Linked DNA regions of Homo sapiens: region 1 is linked to region 2. The links are chromatin loops, found by intact Hi-C in ENCODE. Cell type or tissue: heart left ventricle. All regions are shown on one strand. Each heading gives the region's core, and the rest is flanking DNA. Links, peaks and the distances in the headings are about the cores only. Region 1 overlaps LOC107986064 (a long non-coding RNA gene). Region 2 overlaps LOC107986064 (a long non-coding RNA gene).

Evidence for each region. Hi-C counts contacts between places; a loop is a spot of excess contacts. Peaks named below come from ENCODE experiments on the same cell type or tissue, not always from the same donor. Only the 100,000 strongest peaks of a DNase experiment are listed, where the experiment ranks them.
Region 1: it touches region 2 in a loop (2.0-fold over the local background); 4 of 110 quality-filtered maps call a loop at or near these places.

The regions. Positions count from the first base shown.
Region 1 is chr3:15,872,818-15,885,629 of GRCh38, reverse strand. It overlaps LOC107986064 (a long non-coding RNA gene), which reads right to left. Exons shown (of 10, transcript XR_007095831.1): 2 at 11,519-11,643. It overlaps MIR563 (microRNA 563), which reads right to left and starts at 11,859; the gene lies at 11,781-11,859. It also overlaps the pseudogene IMPDH1P8. In heart left ventricle, for the core only: no CTCF peak of the experiment used is centred there; a DNase peak (open chromatin) is centred at 7,629.
Region 2 is chr3:15,919,378-15,932,189 of GRCh38, reverse strand. All of the region lies in intron 2 of LOC107986064 (a long non-coding RNA gene), which reads right to left. Among named protein-coding and RNA genes, the nearest start is that of MIR563, 52 kb to the right of the region's middle. In heart left ventricle, for the core only: no CTCF peak of the experiment used is centred there; no DNase peak of the experiment used is centred there.

The DNA of each region.
Region 1 (12,812 bases), core at 5,001-10,000, 47 kb after region 2:
CTTTCATGCCCCTCTCTGATAAGGGCCTTTATGATTATATTGGACCTACCCAAATAATGCAGGATAATCTCCCCATCTCAGGATCTCTAACTTAATCAAACCTGCAAAGTCCCTTTTGTCACTGATATGGTTTGGCTCTGTGTCCCCACCCAAATCTCATCTTAAATCATACTCCCATAATTCTCCAGGGTGGGAGATAATTGAATCATGGGGGTGGTTCCCCCATACTGTTCTCGTGGTAGTGAATAAGTCTCATGAGAACCGATGGTTTTATAAGGGGTTTCCGCTTTTGTGTCTTTCTAATTCTCTCTTGCCGCCACCATGTCAGAAGTGCCTTTCACCTTCTACAATGATTGTGAGGCCTCCCCAGCCACATGGAACTGTGAGTCCATTAAACCTTTTTCTTCCCAGCCTTGGGTATGTCTTTATTGGCAGTGTGAAAAAGGACTAATAAGTCATATAAGGTAACATATTTATAGGTTCTGGGAATTAGAATGGACATATTTGGGGTAGCCATTATTCAGCCTACCACAACTTCTTAGGACAGAACTGGATAAATCCTCTTGTCCTTCCTCTTTCTTCCTTCCCACAGCAAATGTACTTCCGCAGCCACATTTGCCCATAAGGTGACATACAAATGGAAGGTTGGCCATTCTACATACTTTAAAATGACAAAATGATAGAAGGGATCTGTGTTCTCAATGGCTTGAGAGTCACCATACAAGTCTGGGTTTGCCTTCCTCTGGAGTTACTTACATGTAAGAAAAATAAACTATCTTGTTTAAGCTACTGTTTGGGGGGCAATTTCTATTATTTGCAGCCAAAATAATCCTAACTGGTACAGGAATTATTATTACTATTATTGTGGTAAATTCCATACTCCTGTTGAGTTCAAAATCACAGATCGTAATAGAATTTAAACAGACCTGTGTAGAAACCTGTTTAGAGCTTGCTTCTGGAAAACCCAAAAAACATGTTATAGGAATTTTCCCATCCTATTGAGTCTAGACTTCCTAAAATGCCATTTTTCTTCCTCAGGTTCCCAAACTTTCCTCAGGTACACAAACCTTCTGGATTGGTTTTAGAACCTATCTACTCTCTGGGAAGTAGCAAGAAGGGAATAAGGACAGGGATTCACCAGAGGAAAGCCAGCTGGATGTTGAGAAAAGCAGTTTTGTTAGGTCACTATCATCCACACCAGCAAATCAATAGGGTCTCACAGGTCAACTGGCAGTAGCTTTCTAGAGCACTGTGTTAAAAAGTATTTTGAGGCTATGTCTAGGCTCAACACAAAAGAGCAACAGAAATTGATTTTCGATGTCTACTGTAGTTAAGGGAGAAGAGAGTGAGCATGTGTGCTCTGCACAGGCTATTCCTGGACTAGAGTCCTGCTCTCAGTTGTCAGGGTCAGATATTCAAGTTTGCCAGCATATCAAAAGGTATTTGATCTCTCAGGGATAAAATCTATCAACCAAATTAATAAGACACTGGCTTATAAATCAGAAGGTCAGTTTATTTATCTGAATTAGAAATAAAACTATAAATGTGCACCTGTTATTAAGTGGAAATCTGCATGGTGTAGGAAAGAAATGCAGTCTCTGGAGTCAAACAGACCTAGTTTTGTATCATGACTGCATCCCTCAATAGCTACATAGCTTCTTAGAGCAGAGATGATAAGGACATTGATGCTGTGTCTGAGATCTGTAGAAAAAAAGGCCTGATTATGGATAACCCATTTACCATGTGATTATTACACATTGCATGCCAGTACCAAAGCATCTCATATACTCCATAAATATATACACCTTCTATATACTCACAAAATTAAAAAAATAAAAATAAAAAATGTCCTGATTAACTATGTCTGACCTAGTGAAGGTAGGAGAAGTGGGAGTGGCTATTGTTGGTACGTATTAGTATATGTTCTAGTTTTTACCAATCAATTCATGCTCCCGTGATGGAAAGTCTAATTTCTAGGATTGAAAAACTGCTTTGTGAACATGGATATAAAAGATGTTTGCTATATAATTTTTATGGCTCATATTACTGAGTTATCTTCACAATATAAATACAAATGACACAGAAATAAGAAATGATGATTTGTGGTTCTGAACACCCACTGCCCTGTTCAGACCTGGAGGAAAAATGGTCAGTTTTTTTCTCCTACCCACCCTCCATTTTATATGTGCCTTACAGATCAGTGTGAAAAGAAATATAATACAGGTCACGAATGTGAGCTACATAGGTTACATTTTCTAGTAGCCACATTTTAAAAAGTTAAAAGAAATAGACACAAGTTTTTGCAAAAATTGTATCATACAGATTTTTTTTTTTTTTTTTTTTTTGAGACGGAGTCTGGTTCCGTCTCCCAGGCTGGAGTGCAGTAGGGCGATCTCGGCTCACTGCAACCTCCACCTCCCCGATTCACGGGACTCTCCTGTCTCAGCCTCCTGAGTAGCTGGGACTACAGTCACGCACCATGCCTGGATAATTTCTGTATTTTGAGTAGGAACGGTTTCACCTTCTTAGCCAGGCTGGTCTCAAAACTCCTGACCTCAGGTGATCTGCCCACCCTGGCCTCCCAAAGTGCTAGGATTACAGGCATGAGCCACTGTGCCCGCCACCACGCCTGGCCTCATACAGCTTTATTATCCATTATCCCTAATCTAGGTATTCTCACTCTCAGAGAATAACTTTTATACTTAGCTATTGGCCTTGGATTTCTTGGGTTAAGGATTGGTATCTCAGAGAAGGATACTGGAGACCTCCATAAGTCTCTAGTCTGCACTTGCTCCTGAGTGGCAGACAGCAGCTATCCAGTTTAGTGTTTGCGGTTCTCTCTGTGAAGCACTGGTTTCTCCACAACGACTGTTCTGCCAGGCCTCCAGCCAAGCTAAACTTTTTTTTTTTTAACCTTAGATGCTCTCAAAATTTCCTCTGTAATCAGCCTTTTTTTTTTTAAACTTGGCTAAAGGACAGGCTTCTTTCTCCTTCTTTAAACTAAATTTATGGAACAATTACTAGTTTTCTCTAAACCAGTGATTCTCTAACATGAGCAAGTATTAACATTACCTGGAAGGCTTATTAAAACATAGGTCACTGGTTCAGCTCCACAGTTGCAGAATCAGTAGGTCTGGAGTGGAGCTTGAGCAGTTGCATTAGCCAGTTTCCTGGGAATGGTGATGCTGCTGATCCAGGGATCACACTTTGAGAACCACTGATATAGGTCATTCATTTTGGTTCAGAGAAGAGATAACAGGTATTTGAAAATGAAAGAAGTTTGTAACCTAAAAAGCATCAGATTACATCTTCCCTCCAAAATAAGCTATACCCAGTCTGCTGGTATTCTTTCCCCAGAATCAGCATCTTAACAGGCTCTAACATCCCCTTTCAAGATTTCTCCTCCCATCTCCTGCTAGGGGAAGAGCAACCAGGCCCTTTCTATGTCCTTTCAAAGACCTCAATTATAGCCCTGTTATTCCATGGTACTGTAAGCATCTGGGCTTGCATGTTGACAGTTGTGTGCTGCAGGGCTGCAGACTCCTGTTAGCTCGCAGCACCATTTCCTAATACCAGCAGCTCTAAAAGTAGTCACTCAAAAAACAAGTCTTAAGGCTGGGCATGGTGTCTCACGCCTATAATTCTAGCACTTTGGAGGCCAAAACAGAAGGATGGTTTGAGCCTAGGAGTTTGAGACCAGCCTGGGTAACATAGTGAGACCCTGTCTCTACAAAAACATAATAAAATTAGCTGGACATGGTGGCACATGTCTGTAGTCCTAGCTACTTGGAAGGCTGAGGTGCAAGGACTACTTGAGCCAAGAAGCTGGAAGGTCAAGGCTGCAGTGAGCTGTGACTGTGCCACTGCACTCCAACCTGGGTGACAGAGTGAGACCCTGTCTCAAAAAAAAAAAAAAAAGAAGAACATGTTGATTGAGTGAATGAATGATGATACATGTTTGGAAGAGGAGAAAGACTATTCATGGTAATTAAAACTGTAAAACTTTTACTAAGAGACAAAAGTGACACTGGAATTTTTTTTTTTTTAAAAGCCCAAAACAAAGCAAAATAACAAAAACGCTTTGTCTTCTGAAAATTCATTATAACTTCAAAATCACTGACATGATGTCAATCACAGACAGTTCCAAATACTCATCGTGGTTTTACAGATATAACTTCCATTTTATATAGATGGGGTTTACTTGGAGTAATAGATGTACGGTATGATACTGTGAAGAAAATGAATTCAGTGCCCTTAAAATGCTGGGTCTCAGAGGCTTTCCTTTTTACTTTAACTTTTCGTTTTGAAAAATTTCAAATACACTTGGCCCTCTGTATCCATGGGTTCTGCTTTTGTGTAGATTCAACCATGAATGGAAAATATTTGATCCTAATACAAAGAAATAACAAATGTTTGAGGTGATGGATATGCTAATTATCCTGATTTGATCATTACACATTGTATACATGTATCAAAATATCACACTGTATCCCATAAATATGTATGATTCTTGTGTGTCAATTAAAATAATAAAAACAAAAAAATGGAAACTTTTTAAAATATTCAAAAAACAATAAAAATAATATAACAAAAACAATACAAATTAAAAAACAATGCAGTATAACAACTACCTATATAGCATTTACATTGTATAAGGTATTATAAGTAATCTAGAGATAATTGAGTATACCAGAGGATGTGCATAGGTTAAATAATACTAGTTTATATAAGAGACTTGAGCATCCACAAATTATGGTATCAGCAGGGGGTCCTGGAACCAATCCCCCATGGATACCAAGGGATGACTCTATATACAAAAGTAAAGAAGACAATAGAATGAACTTTAATGAACCAATCATCCAGATTCATTAATTACCAACTCACGGCCAATCCTGTTTTATCCGTAACTTCACTAATTCATCTAATTATTTTTTAGCAATTCCTAGTGTAATATCATTTCATCCATTAAAAACTTCAGTGTGTGTCTAATATATAAAGCTTCTTTTAAAAATATAACCATACTATCATTATCATACCTAAATAATAATTCCTTAATAGCATTGTATGTCTAACCAGTGTTTAAATTTCCCTGTCTCAAACTTTTTCAGTTTATTTATTCAAATTGGAAAACAAATTGGTTCATAAATTGCAATTGGTTAGAATGCCCCTTAAGTTCCTCTTTTTAATCACAAGGTTCCCATTCCATCCCTTTTTGTTTTCTTTAAATTTTACTTGTAGGAGAAACTAGGTTATTTGTGCTATAGTTTCCCACAGTCTAGAGTTCTAGAGCTTTTGTTTTCTGTTTGTTTGTTTGTTTGTTTGTTTTTGTTTTTGGTAGAGGCGTTGAGACCTGCTTGATTTATTCCAATTATTTAATACACAATGACACAACTGTGATCCCAAAGTATGCAAAGTTAAAGCCTTCAACAGCGGCTGAGGAGAAGGCAGGAATGGTACACCTGGGGATGGTGGTGAGTCAGGAATGACAGGCAGGTGGCCATGACCAGGGCAGCCTCCTCCCCAGGGCCAGGGACAGGGGAGCTGCCTGAGGAGCAGGACCCAAGGGTAGCCCAGGGCCAGGGAAGGGGGCAGAGACCACTCCTTGGTCTAGGTCAGGAGCTAAGAAGTGCCACATGGCTGAGGGGGCAGCGGCCCGGGAAGGGCCAGAGGCAGGGCCAGGAGAGCACCATTTCCTGGGGGGCTGGGGGCAGGGAGGTGCTCTACAGGAGAAGCCAGGAGGGGCTGCCTGCCCCCCAGGGTGGGGGCCGGGCTGGAGCAGGCTGCAGCAAGAAAGACCTGAGGCAGGCACCTGAGACCCTGGCTGGCTGGGCTCAGGGGGCTCCCAGGGCAGCCTGGCCCAGGGAAAAGTCCTGACTGCAGGGGATGCTGAGCGAGGGGCTGCAGACCCCTCAGGACCTCCCCTCCTCTCTCGCTGGAAAGGAGCTGGGGAACCTGTAGTGCAAATCTGTGGACCACTCAGTTATGGAGGGAGGCAGTGCCCGAAGGTGGACACTGGGGTGCACCCCCTCCACCACCTCGACCTCCACCGCTGTCCTTAGTACAGCCGCTTCTCCTAAGAATGCAGGCCGTGGACGCCACCCTTGATCTGGGCCAATATGGTCCACTTCTCAAACTTGAGCTCCCCTGAGTACATCATGGACCAAAGGGCAGACAGGCTGTGGGCCCTGCTATCCTGGCAGCCTTGCTGGATGTCCACTATGAGGTAGGACACGAAGTTTTGAATGGACCCTTTGTCCTGGATGGAGTTTGAGACATCCTGCGCGATCTTCACCTTATCCCCCTCGCCGAAGTATCGTTTCTGGCTGCTGCTGCTCTTCCCCATGGCATCCAGCGAGCCCATGCCACGGTACTTCTTGAGCCACACCCCATCTGAGAAGAAGTACTCACCGGGGGCCTCCATGGTGGCAGCCAACAGGGAGCCCGTCATCACTGTGGAGGCTCCAAGGGCCAGGGCCTTGACCATGTGCTCCACGATCTGGATGCCACCATTGAATATGATGGGCACACCAAAGTGCCAGGCATACTCGGCCACCTTGTACATAGCAGTGCCCTGGGGCCGACCACAGGCCATCACTTCCTGGGTGATGCAGATAGAGCCACAGCCCGTGCCCACTAGCAGCCCATCCACACCAGCGTCAGGTTCTTGGCCTGGGCTGCTGTCACCATGTTCCCCCCAGTCACCTGGAGGTGGGGGTACTTTTGTTTGATGTAATGCACCATGGTGATCTGATGTGCCGAGTTCCCTGGGACGAGTCCAAGACTATACGTTGAGACCCGCCTGGAAGAGCAGGTCCAGGCAGTATTTGTCATCCTCACGGGTGCCCACAGCTGCCCTGCACAGCAGCTGCTTGTGGGAATCCTTGGAGGCCAGAGGGTAGTCTCTGTTCTTCTTCAGGTCGGAGTGGGTGATGATGGCCACCAGTTAATCGCGATCATTGACGATAGGCAGCTTCCCTTTCTCGCTACACTTAGGATCTCTTTTGCCTCTTTCAACGTCACACCTGCTGGAGCCACCACCAGCTCAATCCTTGGCGTCATCACCTCACTGAGGAGGGTGGTGTTGTCCTTCTCAGCAAGAAAGTCAGTGTCTCGGGAGGTGACGATGCCCACCAGCTTGGTGCCCGTCTAGTGATGGGGATGCCAGAGAAGCCATGCCGCATCTTGGCCTCCAGCACATCACCCACAGTGCGCGAGGGGCTCAGCACCACGGGGTCCGTGATGAAGCCCTGTTCAAACTTCTTGATCTTCTGTACCTCCTTGGCCTGGAACTCTGCGGTACAGTTGTGGTGAATGAAACCAATAGGTCCCATCAGAGCCATCGCGATGGCCATGTCAGCCTCTGTCACAGTGTCCATAGGGGAGGAGATCAGCGGCGTCTTCAGCGTGACCTTCTGGGTCAGGGCTGAGGTCAGGTCCACCTCATCAGCTATGAAGTCTATGAATCCTGGAAGAATCAGGAAGTCGTTGTGGGTGAGGCCGTCAGCGCCGACGAAGAGCTGGGGCACAGTGAGCCCATCCCTGGGCACGTAGCCGGTGCTGCTGGTGATCAGGTAGTCCGCCATGCTGCTGCCAGACCCCGAGACCCGACAAAAACACCCACGCGGCCGCCCGCTGCTGCTACTGCTGCTGATGCTGATGCTGCACCGCGGCCACGCTGCTGCCGCGGGCTGGGCAGGCCAGGGGCGGGGACAGTCTAGAGTTTTAAGATTATATTTCTGTGTTATCATTTACCCCATCCACTCCCTCCCCTTAAGGTAATAACTTCTTTTAAAGCTTTTTTTTTGTTTGTTTTTTGTTTTTGAGACAGAGTCTCGCGGTCACACAGTCTGGAGTGCAATGGTACAATCTCAGCTCACTGCAACTTCCACCTCCCGCGTTCAAGCGATTCTCCTTACCTCAGCCTGCCAAGTAGCTAGGATTACAGGCGCCCGCCACCACGCCTGGCTAATTTTTGTATTTTTAGTGGAGATGGGGTTTCACCATGTTGGCCAGGCTGGTCTCAAACTCCTGACCTCAGGTGATCCATCCGCCTCAGCCTCCCAAAGTGCTGGGATTACAGGTGTGGGTCACCACGCCCGGCCTAAAGTTTTTATATTTTATCTTTTCTTTAAAAAATAAGTTACACGGCCGGGTACGGTAGCTCACGTCTGTAATCACAGCACTTTGGGAGGCTGAGGCGGGCGGGTCACGCTATCAGGAAATCGAGACCATCCTGGCCAACATGGTGAAACCCCGTCTCTACTAAAAATACAAAAAATTAGCCAGGAGTGGTGGTGCGTGCCTGTAGTCCCAACTACTCAGGAGGCTGAGGCAGGGGAATCGCTTGAACCCAGAAGGTGGAGATTGCAATGAGCCGAGATCGCACCACTGCACTCCAGCCTGGTGACAGAGCCAGATTCAGTATCAAAAAAAAAAAAAAAAAAAAAAAAGTTAAACAATGGCATATCATACCATACATAATTTTCTGTGCCTGCTTTTTTTCATTCAACTTTATACCTTGGTGATTACTCTACGGCAGTTTACAGAGGTGTTCCTCATTCCTTTTCTATAGCTGCATATTACTTCATCATGTAGATGTTACATAACATATTCAACGAGTCCCCTGCTGATATACATTTGAATTGTTTAAAGTTTGTTGCCATTTTAGGTAGTATTGCAATGAATAGCCAATATGTCTCTTTGTGTTTTTGCCAGAGTATCTTTGGGATAGAATCCTAGAAGGAAGACTGCTGGGACAAAATATAATTGCATCATAATTTTGCTACAAATTGCAGAAGTGCTTCTTTTAAATGCAATGTATTTCTGGAAGTTTTATCATAAAAGAAATCCTGAAACAGATCCTATTTCAGTTATCTACTGCTATATAACAAATCACCCCCAAAAGTATGGCTTAAAACAAATCACCCCCAAAAGTATTATTTGTCATGATTGTGCAACTAAGGTGGGACTCCTCAAGAATGGCTTGTCTGTGCTTCATGGGGTGGCTGCTTCGTGACTCCTGAGGAAGCTGGGATAGTTTCGCTAGAGCTAGAGAATACAAGATGGCTTTATTCACATGTTTTGCACCTCACTTGCAGTGGCTGGAATAGTTGGGTGCTAGCTAGGCTTCTCTCTCTCCATGTGGTCTTACATCATCCAGAAGGCCAAGCTTCTTAAACATGGTGCCCAAATCTCAAGACAGCAAAACTGGAAGTTGGAAGGCCTCTTAAGGTCCAGGTCCCAAAGTTAGATTAACATCACTTCTACTGAATTCTATTAGCCAAAGCTAGTCACATGGCCATCTATATTCAAGTGGGGAGGAAACAGACTCCATCTCTTGTTGGGAAGAGCAATGTACATATACAAAGATGAACGAAATTGTTGATGGTCATCTTTGCAGACAATCTACCACAGATCCCAACTACATACATGCATTCTACAGACCATAAATATATGTCCTATTCTTACCTACTTGAGCATCAGCAGAACCTGTGGGAAGATTCCATGAAGGTGATATGAAGTGAAACACTTCTGCATATGGTGGTGTTAAAAGGGGACCAAAAGTGGAGGTTATGTCTACCAAGGAAAAGGGTAAAAGTCTTGCTTTTAGGCAGGGCACTTTATCATCTGTCTAGACAACTATAAACAGCTTTTATATTCCTTCATTCTATTTGCGTTTATTCAAGAATACTGTTTCAGACTGCAAGAGTACAGTGATGAACATAACAGACAAAATCCTAGCTCTTGTGGTATTTACATTCCAAATGGGGAAATACAGAACATGATAAGGGATAGAAAGACATGTAAGAATATCCTGTCCTTGAGGAAATTATAATGTTGTTGAAAGCGGGGGTGATAGGCAATCATTGCCTAGTTAGAGATAACAAGAAGACAAATACAAACTTTGTATAAATAGAGATAAACAGACACATATTAGAGCATCTGCTCTGCATAAGTAGCTACACCACCAGGAAGAAAGTCTGCAAAGGTCCAGAAAGTAACGAGGAAGAAGAGTTAGGAGAAGGAGGGATCACTGTGGCCTGGGAGAGTCAGGGAAGACTTAGGATGAGAGAGAGGCATAGTGGAACCAGAATCTTTCTTTGTGTATCTGATGACATACTGGCAAGTCCCAGGGGCTGCTGTGTGATTAGAGCTTCTCACCAGGATAGCTTCCTTCTAAGATGGCCTCCCACTACTTGCTGAGAGAGGAAGACAAAGTGGGTTTTTAAAACTGGCTGATTTGCCTGGTAAATAATGTACTTCTAGTCTATAGAATACTGTATTTTTCAAAGGCAAAAATATTCAAGGCTTAGTCCTTGCTGCTCATATCAACATGCTCTCCCTTGATGAGCTCACTCAGTCTTGTAGCTTTACATAGCATCTAAATGCCAATGACTCACAGGAGGATAATATCTTCAGTTCTGACATCTTGCCATACTCATATATCAACCATTTTATCTACATATCCATTTGGAGATCTAACAGGCACTGTAAGCTTCACATGGACAAAACCAACTGCTTGATTTTCCCTAGAAAAACTCTGCTCCTCTCCCAGTTTCCCTGTTAGTGGCACTACTACCACCAAATTACTCAGACCAAAGCAATGGAGTCTTTCTTGTTTTTTCTCTCACTCCGTATCCAATCAATCAGCTGTCGAACAACAGTTGAAGAACAACAGCTGAACGATCCTGTTTGTTCTATCTTTTGAATGTATCTCTCAAACTCCTAGCCTCAAGTTATCCTCCCACCTGGGCCTCCCAAAGCACCACCACACACAGCCTACTAGAATATATCTCAAACTCAATTACTGCTCAATACTTCTTCCCCTGCACCAGCCCATTATCAACACTCATCTCCTAACTGATCTCTTGCTTCTTCTCATGCTATTCTCACTCTATTCCCTACAAAACTGTCTGGGTAAACTTTTAAAGATAAAAATAAGGTCATTTAAAATCCCTGACTAAAATTCTTTAGAGAAAAAAGGAAATAAAATTAGAGGAAGAAAACATGACCAGAAAAGAAAGAAAGGAAAAAAAAACCTATAGTGGCTTATCACAGTAATTAAATTAAAATTCAAACTTCTACCCTTACAACTTTCCAGCCACACTGACCTTCCTTATGTTTCTTAAACATGCTGAATTTGTTGCTTCCTTGGGAATTTTACATTGCTCTTCCCCAGATCTTTGGCTGAAAATTCCTTATTTTCTACTTCTCAGCTCTCAGGGCATCTTACAGATACCTTTTCTGACTGTCCTACCTAAAGAAGTCCACAGCCAAAACTCACTAACCAAGGCACAGTGGATAATTGATAAATATAACAGACAAGGTCCTAACTCTTGTGGTACTTATTTTCTAAATGCGGGGAATGCAAAACATGGTAAGAGACATCTTGTTACTCTGTTTTATATTCTTCATAATGTTGATCATGCTCTGAAAAAATATCTTATTTATTCATTTTCTTGTTTATGTCTATCTTTGCCATTCAGTATATATTAACAAAAGGAGATAGGACGCATACCTTAGCTCTCTTGCTCTCCACAAAGCCACTAGTCCTTACAGTAGTAGTACCCAGCATACAGTTGGATCTCAAAGCATCACTGAATATGCTTGTACATATTCAAAAATGTAGGAGTAACATCACAGCTATAAAGGAAAAATTCATTATAGTGGAAAAACTGTTAATGAACCCCTTTACCCAAATAATATCCTTCCCAACCTTGACATCTAATCCAACCCCAGAATTTTCTGATATCAAGGGTTAGTGGACCCATTCCTTATATTGGCTACCAGGGAAACGTATGTCAACCTAATTACATCAGAGCAACACACATTTCCTAGAGGGCAACACACTTCTTTGCTTCCTGTAAAAATGTATTCAAAGTTGTGTTAAACAACATTGTTACAGTTACAGATTCTTGTCGTATTTTCTTTGTTTCTTTGACATAAGCAATCATGACCTAGCTAGAACCAAATAGAGATAACGGAAAGACAAACAAAAATTTAGGAAAGTGGACAAACACCAACACAGATTAGGCCATCTGCTCTGCATTATATGATCTAACACAAACAACAATGAACCTGACTTTACATTCTGATGCTGGACAAATTATGTAGTCCTTTGTGGTTCATGTTCTTCTGTCTGTAAAATCTGGACAGTCGTGCTTATTTATTCTCCCCAATTTCCGTGTGAAATAGCTATTATTTTATTTCATAGAATTATGAAATGTTATGCCCTGCAGAAGCTTGAGAATCATCTCATCTGTATCCAAATGTGGAAACTGAGGCCTAATGAGGTTAACTGATTTACCCAGGCTCACAGCTAATTACTGACAAAGCTGGAACTTATAATAGAAATCGGATTTTCTGACCCTTAGGCAAGTGGTATTTCTGCCTCACCATACTGCAATGTTTGCCTTACTGTTTCGTTTTTGATGGAGGAGTATATTATCTTCCAATTAGCATGTAATCCTTGAGGATGTGGTAAGTTGTTCTCCCCACAGTAATTAGTTGGCCATATGTAAATAAATATTTATTAAATAAAGGAATAGTTTGCCATCAGTCAATGGCACCTGCCACCCCTCTATGTTGCAATCATCTACTGACCTTTCAGTCATTTCCTCTCATTCATTCAAAATTTTAGCATACAGGTCCCTGTCTCTCCACTGTGACTTGTTATTCTTGGTGACTTCAACAAGCACTAAATGATACATCTGACACTCTGGTCATTCAGTTTCTTGACTCCTCATCTCTAATGATCTTTTTCTCCACCCCACCTTAGCTACCCACTCCCATGCTCATATACTATTACTCTA
Region 2 (12,812 bases), core at 4,996-9,995:
AAGCTGTAAGTTGCCCTTTTACAATGGATTTCTTCCCACTTTACAAAAGAAAGGCTCTTCTCTCTTCCATCCCACATCTTACAGTGGTGCGTTGTTACCTCAGGGTGAAAACACCTCCAGGTTCCCAAGCAAAGGAACAATTTGAAATATTCATATGAGAAAAAAAAGCTTTTTATCTGAGGCATGTGGGCCCCTTTAAATTATCAGGCCCAGAGAGGCATTGAAGACGTAACAGTAGTCATGTCTCACTCCTCCTTGAGCTAGATAATTACCTTTTGAAGCCATTTGCTATGCAGGCTCTAGAATAATGCCAAGTAGCCATAAAGCGCCATACATCCTACAGTTCAACAAGGTATAGCCAATCACTAACAAATGTTATTTCTGTAAACCAATGAGAATTCCTGAAGAATTACCCACTCTCTTGATTTGTTCCTTTTATCTTTAAAAACTTGAGCCTCTCCTATGTTCCCCAGAGCACTCTCCAAGGCAACCTGGAAGTATGTCCTGGGGTGCAGTCTTCAAACTTGGCCCAAATAAACTCTCTATAGTAATTTTGCCTTAGCTTCTTCCTTTTAGGTCTACTGGTATTATTGTTGAGGAAGTTACTAACTCTCATAACTGGTTACAAATACTTTTCACAAGTCAATTGGTATTGAGTCATTGCTGTCAACAAAGTTACAAGAGATATGAATTATATAATAACAGCTGTTTAAAAAATAATTTTAAGAGAAAAATCAGTAAATAATTTTTGCTTTTTAACTCAAAAATAATTCAATAATTAAATGACATTTCTTTTCTTTTTGAGACGGAGTCTTGCCCTTTCACCCAGGCTGGAGCGCAGCAACACCATCATGGCTCACTGCAACCTCCACCCCCTGGGTTCAAGAGATTTTCCTGCCTCAGCTTCCCAAGTAGCTGGGATTACAGGCACCTGCCACCATGCCCGGCTGATTTTTGTATTTAGTAGAGACAGGGTTTTGCCATGTTGGCCAGGCTGGTCTCAAACTCCTGACCTCAGGTGATCCACCTGCCTTGGCCTCCCAAAGTCCTAGGATTACAGGCGTGAGCCATAGTGCCCGGCCTTAATGATATTTCTAAACAAAACTTCCAATTCCACGGCTTAAATATGAACAAAATTTCTCAGCATTTATATCTAATTAAAAAAAGAAAAAATAGGGTGAATATTGATGCTGAATACTATCTCATTCTAGCAATAATAGCCAACAATAAATATAATTGCCAAAAACGAGAGAGCAAAGAAAAACAACTCTACCTATCTAATTAAGAGATCAACTTCCCATAAAACTTTTCTTTCATAATCCTCAAAACATATATTTATGTTGTTTTGACCAATTGTATACCAATAATCATCATAATGACTCAATGCAGAAGAGATGTTTTAACACTTAGAGCTTTATAGACTGTATATCCTTGTTCATTGTTACAGAGAAATATGACACAAGGTATGTTTCATAGGATAAATTCTGTAAGGTAAAGAAATGGAAATACAAATCCAAGGAGAAGAAAGAATGATGTAAAATTTAAGAAGAGCTTGTTCTGCTACTTCTAAAAAGATGATGAAATCATTTGGTGTATAGATTCCATTAGAAACATTTCTTACACGATATATAAAATGTCAATACATTAAGAAGAGCTTGTTGTATTTTTTAAAAAAAGGATGAATATATATCAAATTAGTATGTAGATTCCACTGGAAACATTTTTAAAATATGAGGGGCTTGTTTTGAGATGCCAATACTTGTTGTAACAGGGAATTTCTTTACAATTACTTAAACTTATGATAAAAATTTTTAGATGTCAGCATAAAAACTGTGAGCAGTGCATAGCTATTTCAGATTTCCTTTAGAAGTCCATGAGCAAAACATAAACGTTTGAAGACCTCAGGTCTGAAAGCTTTTTCTCTGTCTTTCAAGACACATCAGGGCACAGAGTCATCTGGTCAGTGATGAAGCCCTCTGTTACCTCTCAGCAGGCAGAGCTAACCCCCTGTGACCTCATGCCCCCAACTCTGCTGGAGACCTGACTCCAATCTCACACCATCATCCTGCAGGGTAATTAGCTCTGCCTTTTCTTTTTGTCATCTCTAGCACCTCCTTATCCCTGCCATAAAGGGCAAACTCAATGAATGCTGGAGGAAAGATAAAGGATGGATAAATGGATGAACGCATAGGTATCTGCATGCTGCACAGAGAGACTCCAGACTTTGTAGCCAGCTATTCCGAGTTATTCTGAGCAAAAACACTCTGAGGGTTAAACAACAAGCTCTTCAAGACTCTTACTCCAAGGTTTCTCTCTATATAACTACATTTCAGCAGACTATCACTGCCTGATGTTCATATCATACAGTACAGGGTATACCTGTGATATAGTTTGGATATTTGTCCCCACCAAAATCTCATGTTGGACTGTAATCCCAGTGCTGAAGTTGGGGCCTGGTGGGAGGTGTCTGGGTCATGGGGGCAGATCCCTCATGGCTTAGTGCTGACCTGGGATCATGAGTGAGTTCTCATGAGACCTTGTTGTAAAGTATGGCATCTCCCCTCCCTGCCACTCTCTCTCTTGCTCCTGCCTTTACCATGTGAAGTGCCTGCTCCCGCTTCACCTTCTGCCATGAGTAAAAGCTCCCTGAGGCCTTCCCAGAAGCCGAGCAGATGCCAGTGCCAAGCTTATTATACAGCCTGCGAACCATGAGCCAATTAAACTTTTTTTTTGAGGGGGCGGGTAGGGGGAAGACAGAGTCTCACTCTGTCACCCAGGCTGGAATGCAGTGGTGTGATCTCGGCTCACTGCAACCTCTGCCTCCCAGGTTCAAGTGATTCTCCTGCCTCAGCATCCCAAGTAGCTAGGATTACAGCATGCTCCACTATGCCCAGCTAATTTTTGTATTTTTAGTAGAGACAGGGTTTCACCATGTTGGCCAGGCTAGTCTCAAACTCCTGGCCTCAAGTGATCCACCCGCCTCAGCCTCCCAAAGTGCTGGGATTACAGGCATGAGTCACTGCACCCAGCCATAAACCTTGTTTCTTTATAAATTACCTAGCCCAAGTATTTATTTATAGTAACACAAGAATGGCCTAATACAACCTGGCTATGAAGAGTCAATGTCACAGCAGAACATTTCCCTCAGCCTTCAGAAGGGCATCTTCTATTTGGTTATCTTGATTTTATAGATCAGAATTTTATTTGCTTTTTAAATAATTGATTCTACCCTTATTATATGTTATTTATTTATTTGATTTCCTTTTTTGTTTTTGTTTTTGGTAGAGGAAAGCAGAAGGAATGAGAAAGGGTTATAGAGAAGATAAAAGTGAATATTTGGCTGGTATCTTCAAAAGATATTGCTTCTTTGGGTTATTACCTATATAGCCATTCATTCCAGTCATCTTCTCATCTCTTATCTCCATTTTTCTTCCTCATTTCATACTTACAACAGTGTATAAAATGTATAAAGTATTAACAATAACAATATGAACCCCCCAGATATAAGCAAGAACGATAATGATATCAGTTCTTTTGAAATCCCCTCTATGCCCCTCCTCTGTGCCATTCTCCTGCCTTCTCTTCTCCCAAAAGTAATTTTGTTTTATCATCCCATTACTTTTGCCACACATCTTAAACAATAAATGGTTCCATTTTACCTGTTTTTACACTTTATATAAATGTTACATTGTATATATTTTCTGTAAGGATTTTTTCACCCGGCATTTTGTTTGAAAGACTCATTCATATTGATACACATAGCTGAAGTTCATTCACTTTCAGTGAAGCAAGGTATTCATTGAATAAGTATAGCAAAAATTATCCATTCTCCTATCAATAGGCTTCTAAATTGTTTCTTATTGTTTTGTTACTACAAAAAAAAAGTTATTATGACCATTTTTGCCCATGGCTCATGTTACACATGGGCAAGAGTTGGTCTAAGGGGTCTGTGTGTGTGCATGCATGCATTTGTGCATGTACACACACATCCCTAGGAATTGCTGGCTCATGGAACATATTATGCCTATACTCAACTTGATTACACAATACCAAATTACTTTCAAAAGTGGTTGAAATAATTTATACTCCCACCAACAGTGTATAAGAGTTTCTGTTATTCCACAGCTTCACCAACATTTTTTTTTTTAATATCTTATCAGCTTGGTGTGTGGCTCACGATTGTAATCCCAGCACTTTGGGAGGTCAAGGCCAATGGATCACCTGAAGTCAGGGATTCGAGACCAGGCTGGCCAACATGGTGAAAACCCGTCTCTACTAAAAACACAAAAATTAGCTGGGTGTGGTGGCACACACCTGTAATCTCAGCTACTCAGGAGGCTGAAACAGGAGAATCGCTTGAACCCAGGAGATGGAGGTTGCAGTGAGCTGAGATTGCACCACTGCACTCCAGCCTGGGTGACAGAGTGAGACTCCATCTCAAGAAAGGAAAAAAAAATTATCAATTTTAGGGATATAAAGTAGTCTGTCATCCTGGTTTAACATGCATTGTCCTAATTATAAATGAGCTTCAGCATGTTTGCCTATTGTTTATTGGACATCCTTGGTTCTCTTCTGTGCAATGCCCTTTGTGTATTTTTTCTACTGACTTTTTCTTATTGACTTTTAATATATTTGTTGTATATGATACATGCACGTGTTATAAAATGTATCTATGTATCATGTATAAAAAACTATATATAAGCCAGGTGTGGTGGCTCACGCCTGTAATTCCAACACTTTGGGAGGCAGAGGTGGGTGGAGCACCTGAGGTCAGGAGTTCGAGACCAGCCTGGCCAACATAGTGAAACCCAGTCTCTACTAAAAATACACAAAAAATTAGCTGGGCAAGGTGGTGTGTGCCTGTAATCCCAGCTACTTGGGAGGCTGAGACAGGAGAATCGCTTGAACCCAGGAGGTGGAGGATGCAGTGAGCCAAGATCTCGCCACTGCACTCCAGCCTGGGTGACAGAGTAAGACTTTATCTCAAAAAAAAGAAAAAAAATATATATATATATAATAAAATATAATTTTTTTCTGGGTAAAATTCCTTTGTTATATGTTTTGCATATTTCTTCTCCCAGATCATAGCCTGACTTTCACATTCTTTCTGCCAGCTTTCAATAAACACAAGTTCTTGATTTTAATAGAGCTAAATTTGACAATACTTTCCTTCATGTTTTGCACTTTTTGTTCTTTGTTTAGGAAACTATTTCCTACACTGACGTCAGACACATATTCTCTTATATTTTCTTCTAAAATTCTGAAGTTTTGTTTTTCACACTCAGGTTATTTGATTTACCTAGAATTGATTATTGGTAAGGTGTAAGATAGGACCAATTTTTTCATATGGACATCTGATTTTCTTAACATCAATTATTTAATGGGCCCTCTTTTTCCACCAATCTACAATGCCAGATCTATTGCATATAAAGTTCCCATTTCATGTATGGGGCTGCTTCTGGGAATCTATTCTGCTCCACTGGTTTAATTTTTTTTTCATCCCTCTTTCCTACAGTTTCTTTCCAGGTGTGCTTCAATCAATGTATGGAAGTCATACCTTTATTCCTATGTTGGCTTAGAGTTTTTAGGGATATCTGATAACTCTTTATATACCTCATACAATTGAAGTAAAGTAATCAAACAGGATATATAAAGTGCTTAGTAAAGTGCCCGGCACAGAGTAGCCTCAATAAACTGTAATTATCATTATCATGACACCTTATAGTGTTCATAATTTACTTGCTTTAACATTACAGAGGCCAGATTCCTCAAAATAAATTATTTGAGCATCTTCAGGAAGGAGCCAGCCATGTAGCATAAATTGCCTGCTTTATTCAGCAAAACTAATTAAAAGAAAAGAGGAGTTAGGTCATAAAATATGTGTGTGCATTATCAGGAAGAATATGAAATGGCCAGGAAGAGTAGAGGTTTCTATGTTCACATGGTATTTGCTTGAAAGGAGAAGTATTCTCTCACTTGTTTATCTTGCTTATTTTTATGAGGGAGGAGGAGCAATGACTTAGAATTGACAGGAGACTGATTTTTACAAAATGCTCCTAGACTCCATGGCAAATATGAAAAGGGAAAATGAGCAAATTGTACTCCCAAGTGCTACAAGTTAGTGTGTACTGAAAGGGAGACCTGCCTGAATTTCAATTAAGGTGAAGAATGTTTTACATGTACCAGACACATTTTAAAGCATTTTAGGTGCATCATGTCAATTCATCTTTGTCAACAAATATCTTTAATTTACAGATGAAGAAAATAAAACATAGAGTTACACAACCAGTAAGTGGGAGTCTGCCAAACTCCAAGCCCACACACTTAAGTTTATATTATACTGGAAGCTTATATGATAGCACAGATAATTGGTCTTATCATAGAATAACTAATTTCTACTATCTAATTTCAAGAACACTTATTGAATGGCCACAATGTAAGCACCTCACTACTCATTGTGACCCCAAATTAAATCGGAGTCAGTTCCTGCCCTTGAGTTGTGCACAATCTTAAAATGTGCCTGAGAGTTATCCACTTCTCCACCTCTGCTGCTCACTCTAGTCCAAGGAACCATCATTCCTCACTCACAACTCTATAGAGCAGAGTTTCAGAGTAAAATCCTATCCTCTTACCATGGCCTGCAAAGCCCCACAAGATCTAGTCCCTGTCTGTCTCCAACTTTCCTTTCTGCTCTATTATGCTCCTCCTCCCTCCACACAGACCACTTCTCCAGTCCTCAGGACTCCAGGCTGCCTTCTTCCTGGGAAGCTTATCCCACGCTTCCCATCCTTTGGATATCAGCTTAAATGTTACCTCCTCAGGGGAGGCTTTTCCAACCACTTATTTCAGTTGGGTCCACTTACCCAACCCACTTTCCCAAGTCAGCACATCCTGGGTTTCCTTACAACACTGTCAACGTTTTATATATTAATACATTTTTTATTTTCTGTCTTCCTCAATGGAAGGTAAACTCGAGGACAAAAACATGTTTAGCTAATTACACTATTTTATGTCCCACTTAACCTCTGTGCCTGCATACAGTGGGTGGTGAATAAATATTTGTTGAATGAATGAATCAATCAATCAAGTGAGGGAAAAAGTCAACAAACAATTACAACACAGGTGTTAACCATAATGGTTACCATTTCTCAAATGCCCCCAATGAGCCATGCAATGTATCACACATTTAAAATGTTCATTTATTTATTTATTTAAGACAGAGTCTCACTCCATCACTCAGGCTTGAGTGCAGAGGCATGACCTAGGCTCACTGCAATCTCTGCCTCTCAGGTTCAAGCGATTGTTGTGCCTCAACCTCCCCAGTAGGTGGAATTACAGGCACATACCACCACTCCCAGCTAATTTTTGTATCTTTAGTAGAGATGGGGTTTTGCCATGTTGGCCAGGCTGGTCTTGAACTCCTGACCTTAAATGATCCACCCACCCTGGCCTCCCAAAGTGTTGGGATTACAGGTGTGAGCCACTGTGCCTGGCTGAAATTTTCATTTATTGAGTTCCTATAATGATCCAAAAGCTTCACTAGACCTTAGAAGTATCATCTTTTGTTTCCACAAGAACTCTGCAAAGTAAATACCATCATACTCATTATTACAGATGAGAGCTCTGAGGCCCAGAGAAGTAACATGATTTATAAAGGCTACTTCACCAGAAAGTGGCAAAGCCAAGATGCAAACAGAGCAGTCTTACTACAAAGACCACATTTTTGCCCTATATCACATTGTCTCTCTAAAATTTGGTAACTTACAAAATACATTGGCTAAGATCAAATCCTTGCATCTCCATCATGCTATTCTAACCAACGAATAAAGAATCAGCTGTAACCAAGAGATATTCAAAGTGTTCTAGAACACCCTATACGCACTTAATGAAATATAATCACGTGTTAGTGTGTTTAAGTATATGAAGCATTTAGTGTTGTGCCAAATACAAGACAAGTGGCTACTACACTCAACAGGTGGTTACTATAACTGAGAGATACATGCTCAAGGTGGTCAATGGCAAGGACTTTGGAGCCAGGCTAAATCTGAATTTGAATTCTGGTCTCTCCAACTTACTAGTTATATGACCTTGGGTAAATTGCCTCACATCTTCAAGCCTCAATTTCTTTATAAGTTTGCTGTAAAAACTAAATGCATTTTAAATGCATTCAATTAATTAAACTCATACATGATAAACACCAATAATCAATAATTTTCATTGCTGTTAGCTGTTGAAGTATCATAGAAGGCATGCTTAACTCCCCTTGGTGCAGCTGCCTACTGTGCTACCTGATGTTAGTACCTCTGTATTTCAGGGTTCACACAAAGCATTGTGGTCAATGACATCAATGGCATGACGTCATTGAACTCAAACAACCACACCCTCCACTAGAGAGAGCTCCAAGGGACAGTTATTCAAGTCAGCACTGGAGAACACCACCAACTTTTTATTCTCTTGAAGCCTTGTCTCTTATTTATCTAAGATCCATGCAGACGTAGTTCAGTACAAGTCCTCTTGTTTAGCAAAGTGGAGAAATGTAGTTTGTCAGAAGAATTTTTTTTTTTTTTTTGAGACAGAGTCTCACTCTGTCACTCAGGCTGGAGTGCGGTGGCGTGATCTCAGCTCACTGCAACCTCCGCCTCCCAGGTTCAAGCAATTTTCCTGCCTCAGCCTTTTGAGTAGCTGGGCTTACAGATGCATGCCACCACACCTGGCTAATTTTTGTATTTTTAGTAAAGACGGAGTTTCACCATGTTGGTCAGGCTGGTCTGGAACACCTGACCTCGTGATCTGCCCCTCTCGGCCTCCCAAAGTGCTGGGATTACAGGAGTGAGCCACTGCACCCAGCCGTCAACAGAACTTTTAAAACTAAATTCAAAAAAAGTTAATTGGAAAAAATGAGGAAATCGTAAAAAAGAATATGTTTAATATTTTAGTCTGCAGCATTTAACTGTACCTTAATTGCCTTTTTTTTTTTTGAGACAGAGTTTTGCTCTTGTTGCCCAGGCTGGAATGCAATGGTGTGATCTCAGCTCACCGCAACCTCCACCTCTCGGGTTCAAGCAATTCCCCTGTCTCAGCCTCCCGAGTAGCTGGGATTACAGGCATGCGCCACCATACGTGGTTAATTTTGTATTTTTAGTAGAGACAGGTTTTCTCCATGTTGGTCAGGCTGGTCTCGAACTTCTGACCTCAGGTGATCTCCCTCCTTGGCCTCCCAAAGTGCTGGGATTATAGGCGTAAGCCACCGCGCCTGGCCTTAATTGACAATTTTTAAATATAGGGCTAAGGCCTTTTCTTTAAAATTGACCTCATTTCTCTTACATAAAGCCCACCAATAAGGTATCATCTAAAATTTCCAGTTATTGAAATTCTTTAAAGTGGATCAAGAATATAAAGACCTTTGTGAAACAACTTCAGAGCAGAATTCCTCCAGATTTTTACAATTCTTGCCACAATCACCATTGTCTCACTTACATATTATTCAATAGCAACTTCATTTTATATATATATTTACTTTTTGAGGCAGGGTCTCGCTCTGTCACCCAGGCTGGAGTGCAGTACCACAATCTCGGCTCACTGCAACCTCCACCTCCTGGGCTCAAGCAGTCCTCCCACCTCAGCCTCCCAAGTAGCTGGGACCACAGGCGCAAGCCACCACGCCCAGCTAATTTTCATATTTTTTTTATAGAGATGGAGTTTCGCCATGTTGCCCAGGCTGGTCTCAAACTCCTGAGCTCAAGTGATCCTCCTGCCTCAGCCTCTCAAAGTGCTAGGATTATAAGCATGAGCCAAGGCACCCAGGCTGCAACTTCATTTTAATCAAAACACTTTTGTCAAGTCTTTTCATAGCATCCAACTTAATTTTCATAAAAGGAAGAACTCATTTTTTGCACCTATTATTTAATTGGTTGGCCTAGTATTTTATTTAGCTGTATAATTATAAAATAGTACAACTGGCATAAGCAGGTTTGGGAACGAACTCAACTGACTCTAGGAAGAAAGCACATAACATAATTGGTCAGAGCAGAAGTGCTGAGCATAGAAGAGACTGGACTATCAGAAGATTTTAGGGATGTGGATATTCATCAGTATATTTTACAGAGAAAACAGCACATCTGCTAAACTGGCTAGTCTTCTTTCAGAATGTCTTCTTCTTCATTATCAATTCTAGAGTATGGGTTGCAAATTGGTGGTTTCATTTGGACAATGTGGTGTATTAAAACTTTTTGAGTCTGTTGCCAACACTCGAAAATTGGCAGATATACTAACACTGTTAGATCCCTTCCACCCTCTTTGACGTATGCTTTCACTAGAAGCATTGGAAGAGGCAGTAAATATTGTCTCCTATAAATTAAACACTATTGTAATAATTCCCCAAGTGGGGGTCAGTTAAAAGGACACATTGCATAAACATTCTTTTTTTCCCCCTTCAAATCATGTCTTGTGTAACTGATTGGATTAAGCTCTCTTAGATATAGTCACAATCCTCTCTTGCCTTCCTGAGACTACACTCACCTCTTTAGCCACCCAATGAACAATCATAAGTCAGGAAGAGTTCCTTTTAGATTATAACAAGCTCATTCTATAGATCCAAGTTTGGGACTCACTTTGCTGCAGCCATCATGTACTGCTCCCAGGAACTGCTCTAAGGATCAAATGAAACTGTATGTGAAAACACTGTGTAAACTCGAAAAGCCCTGATCTTACAATGAAGTCAATTTTGTATGTATTTATCACACCATCCCAATAGATTTTGGGTTCCTTGAGGATATGAATAAAATCACAACTATATATGTATGCTGGTATAAAGCCAGCCTCAGTATTGACCACATAGTGAGGATCCAGGTTACATGGGGATTGATCCTGTATGGATATACACAAATATTCTTTGTTGTCCTTATCTGCCAGGTACAAGCATGCACAGGGCAGAGGATCCCATCAATTCTGACTGTCCCATAGGTCTGGGAGCATTGTGAGTGCCCAAGAAAATAATGAATTTTACAAGATTCTCCACTCCAGAAAGAAACATTCTGGTGGCGGCTTCTGGGAATTATCAGTGATGACAATGGAGATTGACAAGGAAAATGAGCATGTGGTTTTGTCTGGGAGGAGTAACACTTTCACATAAAACCAAAGTGCTTTTTTAATATATATATACATTTTTATTTGCTCTCTTCCTATTCTATAAAAAGTCTTTTAAAAATAATTGAATATATTTTTTACAGGCAAAGTTTCTGTTTTTTTCAGGAAGGAAAGAAACTTGCCATTACTTACTTATTTTCCCTGGTCACTGGCAATACCTTTATGATATTTTTTTTCTTTTCTCCTTCTGTCACTTTTCTTTTGTTAAGGGGCAGGGGATAAAAGAATAAAATAAGGATGTGTCTGTTATAAGATAAAAAGAAGCTTAGTTCTTGAAGTCCCAAAGGAGGCCAGAGCAAGTCTTAGTCTAGGCTCAAATATCCTAAAGCAATGATTCTCAAACTTTAACCTGCATCAGAATCTCCTGGAGGGCTTGTTAAAACACAGGCTGCTGGACTCTGTCTCCATAATTTCTAATTCAGTAGGTCTGGGATGAGGCCCCATGAATTTGCATTTCCACCAAGTTCCCAGCTCATGCCATAGGTCCAAGGATCATACTTCCAGAATCACTGCCTTAAGCTCTAGAATGCTATTTCAGCTACCAAATATGAACACTTACAATATACCACACTCTATGCTGAGTGTACTGAGATGGGTGAGACTCAGTTCATGCCCTTGAGGAGCTCATAGTCTAGGTGGGGAAACAAACATACACACACATGAATATATTTATTTGTTGAGAACAGATAAGTAAACACAGCATCGGTGTTCTTTCTCTGGACCTCAGTTTCCCTCCTCATATCCCAGGCCTCTACTAGTGCCATTCATTCTACTCACTGTTTCAGCAGGAGAGCTGTTCCCAGATTATAGTTGATAAGGAACCTTGAGGGATATGTGGATGGAGAAGCCTGCAGCCATTTTTATTAAAATACCAATGCAGCTAGCTGCCTTTGCGGCCAGGAAAGCACTAAGGAAAGATCCAAGAGGGCATAGATACAAGTCAGCAGCACCTTGATGGGGAAGACTGAGTGGGTTGGCCAGGGATTACTTCCTTACTCCATCTCAAAACCCCCAATCTTTATCTCTTCATGTGTAAATGTCACTCTTTATTTAAGGTTTGGCTTAGATGCCCACCATTTCTGTGAAGCTTTTCACAACCTTCTACCCTCCACTGTCCTCAGTGACACCCCAACTCTGAACAGTTATAGCATTTGATTCTTGCCTTGTCTGTGGCACTGCTTCTTCCAGCTTTACCTCTGGCTATGAGTTCCACTTTTTCGCAGAATTCTTCACTGCACATAGCACTGCATCTGACACAGCACTCAATACACGTCAAAGAGTTAAAGAGTAAGTAAACAGAGAGTTGATACTACAGAAACTATTTCAACTCCCAAATTCACAATGTGATAGTGGGAAAAAACAAGCAAAAGGGAAGTTGGGATAGAAAGAGATCAGAAATGGCCAGTTCCAGAATTTGTCTGGAGGCTAGATAGAAGTAATTCCAGGTTTGCCAGGGGTTATGATTAGCCAGTGGAAGGTTATAGGAATTCTAGGATCCATTTATCCATCCATTCATTATTTAGTTTTTCCTTTGTTCGCTAGTATGCCAAGTGTGGCTCCCTTGGGCAGTATCTGTTCTCATCCCAAACCTTCCTGAAAACAGAACTCAGCATTTGATGGATCCCTCAAAACAGATCCACAATGTGTTAACAAAATAGCAATTTACT